Linked DNA regions of Homo sapiens: region 1 is linked to region 2. Evidence: chromatin loops called from intact Hi-C (ENCODE). Cell type or tissue: mesothelial cell of epicardium. All regions are shown on one strand. Each heading gives the region's core, and the rest is flanking DNA. Links, peaks and the distances in the headings are about the cores only.

The links. Peaks named below come from ENCODE experiments on the same cell type or tissue, not always from the same donor. Only the 100,000 strongest peaks of a DNase experiment are listed, where the experiment ranks them.
Region 1: it touches region 2 in a loop (16-fold over the local background); 4 of 110 quality-filtered maps call a loop at or near these places.

The regions. Positions count from the first base shown.
Region 1 is chr4:170,273,065-170,277,460 of GRCh38, forward strand. LINC01612 (long intergenic non-protein coding RNA 1612) reads left to right here. Exons shown (of 3, transcript NR_125889.1): 2 at 3,518-3,611. Among named protein-coding and RNA genes, the nearest start is that of LINC01612, 49 kb to the left of the region's middle. In mesothelial cell of epicardium, for the core only: no CTCF peak of the experiment used is centred there; no DNase peak of the experiment used is centred there.
Region 2 is chr4:172,192,699-172,197,094 of GRCh38, forward strand. The region is part of intron 2 of GALNTL6 (polypeptide N-acetylgalactosaminyltransferase like 6); the gene reads left to right. Among named protein-coding and RNA genes, the nearest start is that of GALNTL6, 380 kb to the left of the region's middle. In mesothelial cell of epicardium, for the core only: no CTCF peak of the experiment used is centred there; no DNase peak of the experiment used is centred there.

The sequences.
Region 1 (4,396 bases), core at 156-4,155, 1.9 Mb before region 2:
CAGGAATCACTATGTTTACTTATTACTCGCTAAGAGCTTGAAAGACTGTTCTAGGAAGGTAGATTTTATAGACTCAGGGAGTGGGTTGGGACTCAGGAACAATTAAATCAGCAGACTGTGAACTGTTAGCATGCTTTCTACAGTCACGAGGAAGAAGCAAGAGCCTTGCAAGGAATGATGGGATAGCGCCTTTATTGTGGGACAAACTAATTGCTTAATGAATAGCCAATAACATTTCCTCATACTCTGGTTTCTCTTTGGATCTTATAAACCCTTTGTCTTTTACCAAAAAAAAAAAAAAAAAAAAATCAAAACCAAAACCAAAAAACAAAAACATTTCCTTATGTAAAGGGACATGACTTTTAAAAAATATGAATATTTCCACTTTTCTTGTGGTTCTCCCTCCTGTCCTTCTGTCTTTTCAACCAGTTGTCAATCCTTGCCTCAGAAGAGTTTATGATTCTACAGAACAGCAAAGAAAAGCTTTTGGGTTTCAAAGGTATTGACTTTTATGTTGTAAAAATCTCAGGTCCAAAGGGAAAGTTGATGATATAAGAGTAAGGTTCCTGTTTGCATCCTTTTCTCCCACTGCAGGGTTGGGGAAAAGAAGCCCTCTGCACACCAGAATTACCCAGAGACATGGAACACTTAGCACTGCATCATATGTTGGCCTTACAGAGGTCCTCCGTATTCCAATGTGAGGAAGGAAGTGGTGGTACATTTGCAGAAGGCACTAAATTAAGCGACTCTAATGAACCAGATAGAAGGGACCACTGCAACAGGATTTAGTTTCCTCCTCGAACCATGAAAGAGACCAGGAGAGAATAGGCCTTCCTCTTTGGCAGCCAACATGGAAACAGGATGAACAAGACCAGGAGGAGGTTTTCCTCTGTTTCACAGGTATTCCATAGTCACTGGAAACTCATATGCATCCTGGAAAGCAGTAATATTGACTTTCCACCACAAAGTCAAAGTTTGCAACAGAAGCTAAGTTGTTATAAAAGAAAATAATTGCTTTAATATACGGACTGAAATTTGCACCCAATGCATTTAGATTTTGAATGTTACTGTTCAAAAAGCCAAGTCTGAAGCCAAATGTTTTTTTCTTTCTCTTTTAATGTTGATTTGCTTTTTCTGCCTGGATGCTTCAACAATTCTAACTTCATCTTTAAAATTTAGTAACTTAATGAGAATATACCTGGCTTGCTTATTCTGCAACAGCTTTCATATTAGAAGATATATTTTAAAATTTTTATTTAGTTTTATTCAAAATTTAAAGAAATACTTTTGTATTCTTTCTCCATATACCTTTTCTTTCCTATTTTTCAATGATTGATAGATGTCATTTATCTGCTATTTATATTCACCAATTTCTTTTCATTAGCTTTGAGCTTTTTGTCTTTTTCTCTCTGCATTTATACATGTTTTAAGACATTTTCCATGCTGTAATTTCAATTTTTAACTTGTTTTCTTCTGTTTCTAATTTATGTATTAGGTCTATAATAATAGAATCTTTTGTTTCTCATTTTTTCCCCTTTAGCACTTCAGTTTCCCTAATTTGTTTTATCATCTTGTCTTTGAGTTCTTTTATTGAATTCATTTTCTTCTAAATTCTTTTATACTGTGAAGTACTTGTGGGAAATAAGTTCTGTTCTTTGGGTTATGTCTTCTTGATGATGGATTCTTCATATGTTATTCACTAGCTAATTTTTTTTTCAACTGTAGTCTGTTGCCATTGTTTCCGTGGCATGCATTTTCATTCGGTTATTGGTTAACAGAGTGCTTTGTCTGGAAGTTTCTGTTATGACATAGTATGGGTAAATTCTCTTTGCTATAGTTCCTTTGTTTTGGAGAGTTGTTTGATTGTTAATTTAGGTGCTACATTTTGACGGCTTGGTTGTCTGTTCTATCGGCTTTTCTGAAGCCTGAGGGTTCAAGGATTAAAGAATTATAACCCTTGTTCTGGACAATTTGGGTTTGGCTTTCTCACTGAAATCCTACAAATGTCTCCTACTAGGGACTACCTATTTCCATTAATATTATCTATTTTCTCCATCTGAAGGTGGTAAGTTCCAGTATCTGTTTTTGTCTTTCTGAGATCCTCCAGGGGTGCGATCCTCCAGGATCCTCCAGATCCTCCGGGACCTCTAGTATCGAATATCTTCCTGTGTCTTTCTACTCAGCTCTCAGTCACCCTCTCTCTAAGTTGGAGGACATTAGCAGCATTCTTAGAATTTCTTCAACCTACTCTTTTTCTTTAGTAAGGTTTTTGGAGAATGAGAATCTGTTGGGTGTCTTGTTGGATTCCATGGTATTTATTTATCATACCTATTGTGAATATTCACAGCACTTGCTATAACATTTTGATGTATTTGATTATGTAGCACCACCCCTAACATGCCAAATGTAATGCAAAGTTTATACATACATTTTAAAATACGAACAAATCTGAATTTCTGACTTATGTTCTGTTTCCATTGCTTGACATTTACAGCATGAAGCTACTTCCCTTCCCTTGTTTGCTTGCTGCTGGTAAATTTGAGGCCATTTACTTTTTCTTTATTTAAAAAAAAAATCTTAACCCGAAAGACTGAGCTATGACTTCATATTAAGCTTTATAGTACAAGGCAAAAAAATGAATTCAAAATAGAGAGTTATGTAAAACCAAGTGTATTCATTCAATGAGAGTTCATTTTTAACTCTCTTGCCATTATTTACTGGGAACATAAATCTATTGTATTTTAACTTAAAAATGTAATTGTGCTCTAGATTCCAATTATCTTTCTTTTCTCAGCATTGTTATCAAACAAGTCTTAAAATGGGAATTTCAGTGCTTTTTGAATGAATTAATGTATTTTAAAATTTTCCTATATTTTACATAAACACCGTTTTGGAATGTGACTTTTGATAAAAATATTCCTCCTCAGTGAAATGAACCATCCCTGCAACTCTTACAGCAAATATATATAGTTATGCTAGTTTTATCTCTTCCCTGATGGGAAAGCACACAATTATCTATAAGATATTTCAGCCTGTAACTGTGTTTTATCCTTCTTTGAAGAACCCCCCCCCAACACATGTCTGTGTGCACACCCAAAACAGCTTTAATATTACTATAATAATATAGCAAAATGTTTGACGCTGGGTGCTATAAACTTTAATAAATGCAATGCAGTTTGAGAATCTTAACAAATTTCTAAGTGGACTCTTAAAAAACAGACTCTCAATACCTAAATCAGGATTACTAAAATGATTGCTGAAATGAAGTGTTTTATATTTCTATTGAGAAAGAAATATAAAATACAATATTATTATTATATGAGAAGTTTGAAAGAAAATATTCATTATCTCAATGTTTTTGGACCAAAAAAAAAAAATCTTAGTAAAAGTAACGTAAATACAAAAAAGTCTTCATTTTGCTTAACATATAAACATTTTCAAGGAAATTAAACATATCTGGTAGTTTTTAAGAAAATTAAAACTAGAAAATTTGATCCAAATTGCATGTTCTTTTCAGGAGCACGGACTATTCTCTCATGTTGAATGTGGCACTTTTTACATACAAGCAGGAGAGCAACTACACCAAGATTTTGGAAAACATGTTATGTAAGGTAAGATACTACTATTTCTAGTTTAGAAAACTGGAAATCATTTTCTATGAAGAAAAAGTAAGACTTCCAGTATTTAAAAAATTGACTAAATATGGCCAGGCATGGTGGCTCACCCCTGTGATCCCAGCACTTTGGAAGGCCGAGGCAGGTGCATCACTTGAGGCCAGGAGTTCGAAACCAGCCTGGGCAACATGGCAAAACCCCGTCTTACTAAAAATGCAAAAAATTATCCAGATGTGGTAGTGTGTGCCTGTAGTCCCAGCGGCTTGGGAGGCTGAGGCACAAAAATTGCTTGAACCCCGGGGGGGTGGAGGTTGCAGTGAGCCAAGATCATGCCACTGCACTCCAGCCTGGGTGACAGGTGACCAAAAAAAAAAAAATTTGACTGCCTTTAATAACTATGGCAATTACTGAAATTTATTAAAATATTTACTATCATCAAACATGTGCTACTGTTGTTAATCATATGTATTCTTTTGTTAAATACAGACATTGTAATAATACCCCAGACAATAGCAAAATGCTAACTATTCTTTACTTGTTTACCTATTCACCTAAATAAGAGCAAATTTACTAGTCTTCTATTTTACTTATGGGAAAAAAACCCATTATTTCCTTAAATGAAGTAAATCATCAATTAAATCAATAAAAGAACTGATAGTCTATAATCTTAGATCCCAGAATTTTTCCCTAGATACTTTTAGTTCTACTGGGAACTATAGTACAATAATATTTGAATATTATTAAATTATATTACTTATAAAATTATCAGCTTCAAGGTGTAG
Region 2 (4,396 bases), core at 248-4,247:
CATGCCACCAGGGCCTTGGGTTCCAAGCACAGAGCTGTGCAGATGCTTGGTGGCTGCTCAGGTTGCAACCAGCGGCAGCAGGCTGGACACTGCTTAAGATGAACAAGTTGGGGGGAAGGGGTGCCTGCAACCACTGTGGCTCCAGTCTGCCATTTTCCCTTGCTGGTGCCCAGGATATGCACAGTACAGTGGCTGTGGCAGATAGTGGCCAGCCTGCTTCTTTAGGTGGGACCCTGATCCATTTCTCCTCAGCAGGTAGGGCTTCCCTGTGGGAATTTCAGAAACTCCAGCCAGGGGTTTATGGATAGAACTCTGATCTCCCTGGAATGAAGCACCTGGGTGGAGGGGCAGTGGCAGTCTCTGCAGTTCAGCCAAATTAGTCTTTCTTGCATGCTGGCTCTGAAAAGTCCAGGCAGTCCAGATGAGAGGGACTACCCCCAGCACAGTGCATCCTCTCTGCCAATGGGCAGCCAGAGTGCTTCATTAAGTGAGTCCCTGATCCCTTGCCTCCTGACTGGGTGAGACCCCCCACCGACAGGGGTCACTAGGCACCCTATACAGGAGCATTCCTGCCAGCATCAGGTCGGTGCCCCTCTGGGATGGAGCTCCCAGAAGAAGTAGCAGGCAGCTATCTTTGCTGTTTTTCAGCATTCACTGGTGATGCCTCCAGGTGCAGGAGGAACCCAGGAGAATGGGGTCTGGAGTGGAACCCCAGCAAACCACAGCAGCCTGGCAAAGAAGGGCCTTACTGTTAAAAGAAAAACAAACCAAAAGCAACAACAACAACAACAACATCAACAAAAAATACCCCACAAAAACCCACCCAAAGGTCAGCAGCCTCAAAGATTGAAGGTAGATAAGTGGTGAATATGAGAAATAATTGGCCGGGCGTGGTGGCTCATGCCTGTAATCCCAGCACTTTGGGAGGCCGAGGCGGGTGGATCATGAGGTCAGGAGATCTAGACCATCCTGGCTAACATGGTGAAACCCCGTCTCTACTAAAAATACAAAAAAATTAGCTGGGCGTGGTGGCAGGTGCCTGTAGTCCCAGCTACTTGGGAGGCTGAGGCAGGAGAATGGCGTGAACCCGGGAGGCGGAACTTGCAGTGAGCTGAGATCGGGCCACTCACTCCAGCCTGGGTGACAGAGCAAACTCCATCTCAAAAAAAGAAAAGAAAAGAGAAATAATCAACAAAAAAATGCCAAAAACTCAAAAAGCCAGAGTGCCTCTTCTCCAAATGATCGCAATACCTGTCCACCAAGGGCACAAAACTGGACAGAAGCTGAGATGGATGAATTGACAGAAGTAGGCTTCAGAAGGTGGGTAGTAACAAACTTCTTTGAGCTACAGGAGTATGTTCTGACCCAAAGCAAAGAAGCTAAGAACCATGATAAAACATTACAGGAGCTGTTAACCAGAATAACCAGTTTAGAGAGGAACATAAATGACCTGATGGAGCTGAAAAACACGACATGAGAACTTCACAGTGCAACCACAAGTATCAATAGCTGAATAGACCAAATGTAGGAAAGAATCTCAGAGCTTGAAGACTATCTTGCTGAAATAAGACTAGCAGACAAAATCGGTGAGAACCATGGATTATATAAAAAGACTGAACCAACAACAAATTGGAGAACTTGAAAGAGACGGGTAGAACAGAACCAAGTTGGAAAACAAACTTCACGATACCATCCAGGCGAATTCCCTCACCTAGCATAACAGGACAACATTCAAATTCAGGAAGTCCAGAGAAGCTCAGTAGGATAATCCATAAGAAGATCAACCACAAGGCACATAAACTCCAAGGTTGAAATGAAGGAAAAAAAATGTTAAGGGTAACCAGAGAGAAAGGTGAGGTCGCCTATAAAGCGAAGCCCATCAGACTAACAGTGGACATCTCAGTAGGACCCTAGAAGCCAGAAGAGATTGGGGAACTAACATTCAACATTCTTAAAGAAAAGATTTTCCAGCCCAGAATTTCATATCTGGCCAAACTAAGCTTCATAAGTGAAACAGAAATAAAACCCTTTTCAGACAAGCAAATGCTGAAGGAATTAGTCACTGCCAGGCCTGCCTTTCAAGAGCTCCTGAAGGAAGCACTGAATATGGAAAGGAAAAACTGTTACTAGCCACTACAAAAAGACACTGAAGTACACACACCAATGACACTATGAAGCAACTACATTAATAAGTCTGCAAAATAGCCAGCTAGTATCATGATGACAGGATCAAATTTATGCATAATAATATTAACCTTAAATGAAAATGCACTAAATACCCCAATTAAAAAGACACAGAATGGCAAGCTGGATAAAGAGTCAAGACCCATTGGCATGCTGTAGTTAAGAGACCCATCTCACGTGCCAAGACATACATAAGCTCAAAATTAAAGGAGGGAGGAAAATTTACCAAGCAAATGGAAAGCCAAAAAAGCATGGGCTGCAATCCTAATTACTGACAAAACAGCCTTAAATTAACAAAGATGAAAAAAAGACAAAGGCATTACATAATAGTAAATGGTTCAATTCAACAAAAAGAACTATACTAAATATACATGCACCCAATACAGGAGCACCCAGATTCATAAAACAAATTCTTAGAGACCTACAAAGAGACTTAGACTCCCACAGGATAATAGTGGGATATTTTAACACCCTACTGTCAATATTAGATCACTGAGACAGAATATCAACAAATATATTCAGGACTTGAACTCAGCTCTGGATCAAATAGACCTGATAGATATCTACAGAACTCTCCACCCAAAAACAGCAGAATATAAATTCTTCTTGGTACCACTTGGCATTTATTCTAAAATTGGCCACATAACTGGAAGTAAAACACTCCTCCTTAGCAAATGCAAAAGAACTGAAAGCATGACAAGCAGTCAAGCAGAACAAAGCACAATCAAATTAAAACTCAAGATTAAGAAACTCACTGAGAACCACCCAACTACATGGAAACTGAGCAACCTGCTCCTGAATGACTCTTGGGTGAATAATGAAATTAAGGCAGAAATCAAGAAGTTATTTGAAACTAATTAGAACAAAGAAACAACATACCAGAATCTCTGAGATGCAGCTAAAGCAGTGTTAAGAGGAAAATTTATAGCACTAAATACCCACATCAAAAATCTAGAAAGATCTCAAATTGATATTGTAACATGACAACTGAAAGAGCTAGAGAACCAAGAGCAAACCAACCCCAAAACTAGCAGAAGACAAGAAATAACTAAGATCAGAGCAGAACTGAAGGAAACAGAGACACAAAAAACCTTTCAAAAAAATAAATGAATCCAGGAGCTGGGTTTTTTTTTTTTTTTTTAAATTAATAAAATAGACCACTAGCTAGACTAGTAAAGAAAAAAAAAAGAGAGAATAACTGAATAGACACAATAAAATGTGATAAAGGGGATATCACCACTGACCCCACAGAAATACAAACAACATACAGAGAATACTATAAACACCACTATGCAAATAAACTACAAAATCTGGAAGAAATGGTTAAATTCCTGAACACATACATCCTCCCAAGACTGAAATACGAAGAAGGTGAATCCGTGAATAGACCAATAATGAATTCTGAAATTGAGGCTGTAACAAATAGCCACCAACCAAAAAAATCCCAGGACCAGATGGATTTACAGCTGAATTCTACCAGAGGTACAAAGAAGAGCTGGTACCATTTCTTCTGAAGCTATTGCAAATAATTGATTAGGAGGGACTCCTCCCTAATTCATTTTATGGGGCCAAATTCATCCTGCTACCAAAACCTGGCAGAGATACAACAAAAAAAGAAAACTTCAGGCCAATATCCCTGCTGAACATTGATGCAAAAATCCTTAATAAAGTACTGTCAAACTGAATCCAGTAGCACATTAAAAAGCTTATCCACCACGATCAAGTCAGCTTCATCCTCAATGCAAGGCTGGTTCAACTTATACAAATCAATAAATGTAAGTTATCACACAAACAGAACGAAAGACAAAACCACATCATTATCTCAATAGATGCAGAAAAAGCCTTCAATAAAATTCACCATCTCTTTATATTAAAAATTCTCAATAAACTAGGTATTGAAGGAACATACCTCAAAATAATAAGAGCCATTTATGACAAAACCACAGCCAATATACTGAATGAACAAAAGCTGGAAGCATTCCCTTTGAAAACTGGCAGATTTCAGAATGCCCTCTCTCACCACTCCTATTCAACATAGTATTGGAACTTCCCGCCAGGGGAATCAGGCAAGAGAAAGAAGTAAAAGGCATTCATATAGGAAGACTGTAAGCAAATTGTCTTTGTTTGCATATGACATGATTCTATATCTAGAAAATCCCATCATCTCAGCCCAAAAGCTTCTTAAGCTGATAAGCAACTTCATCAAAGTCTT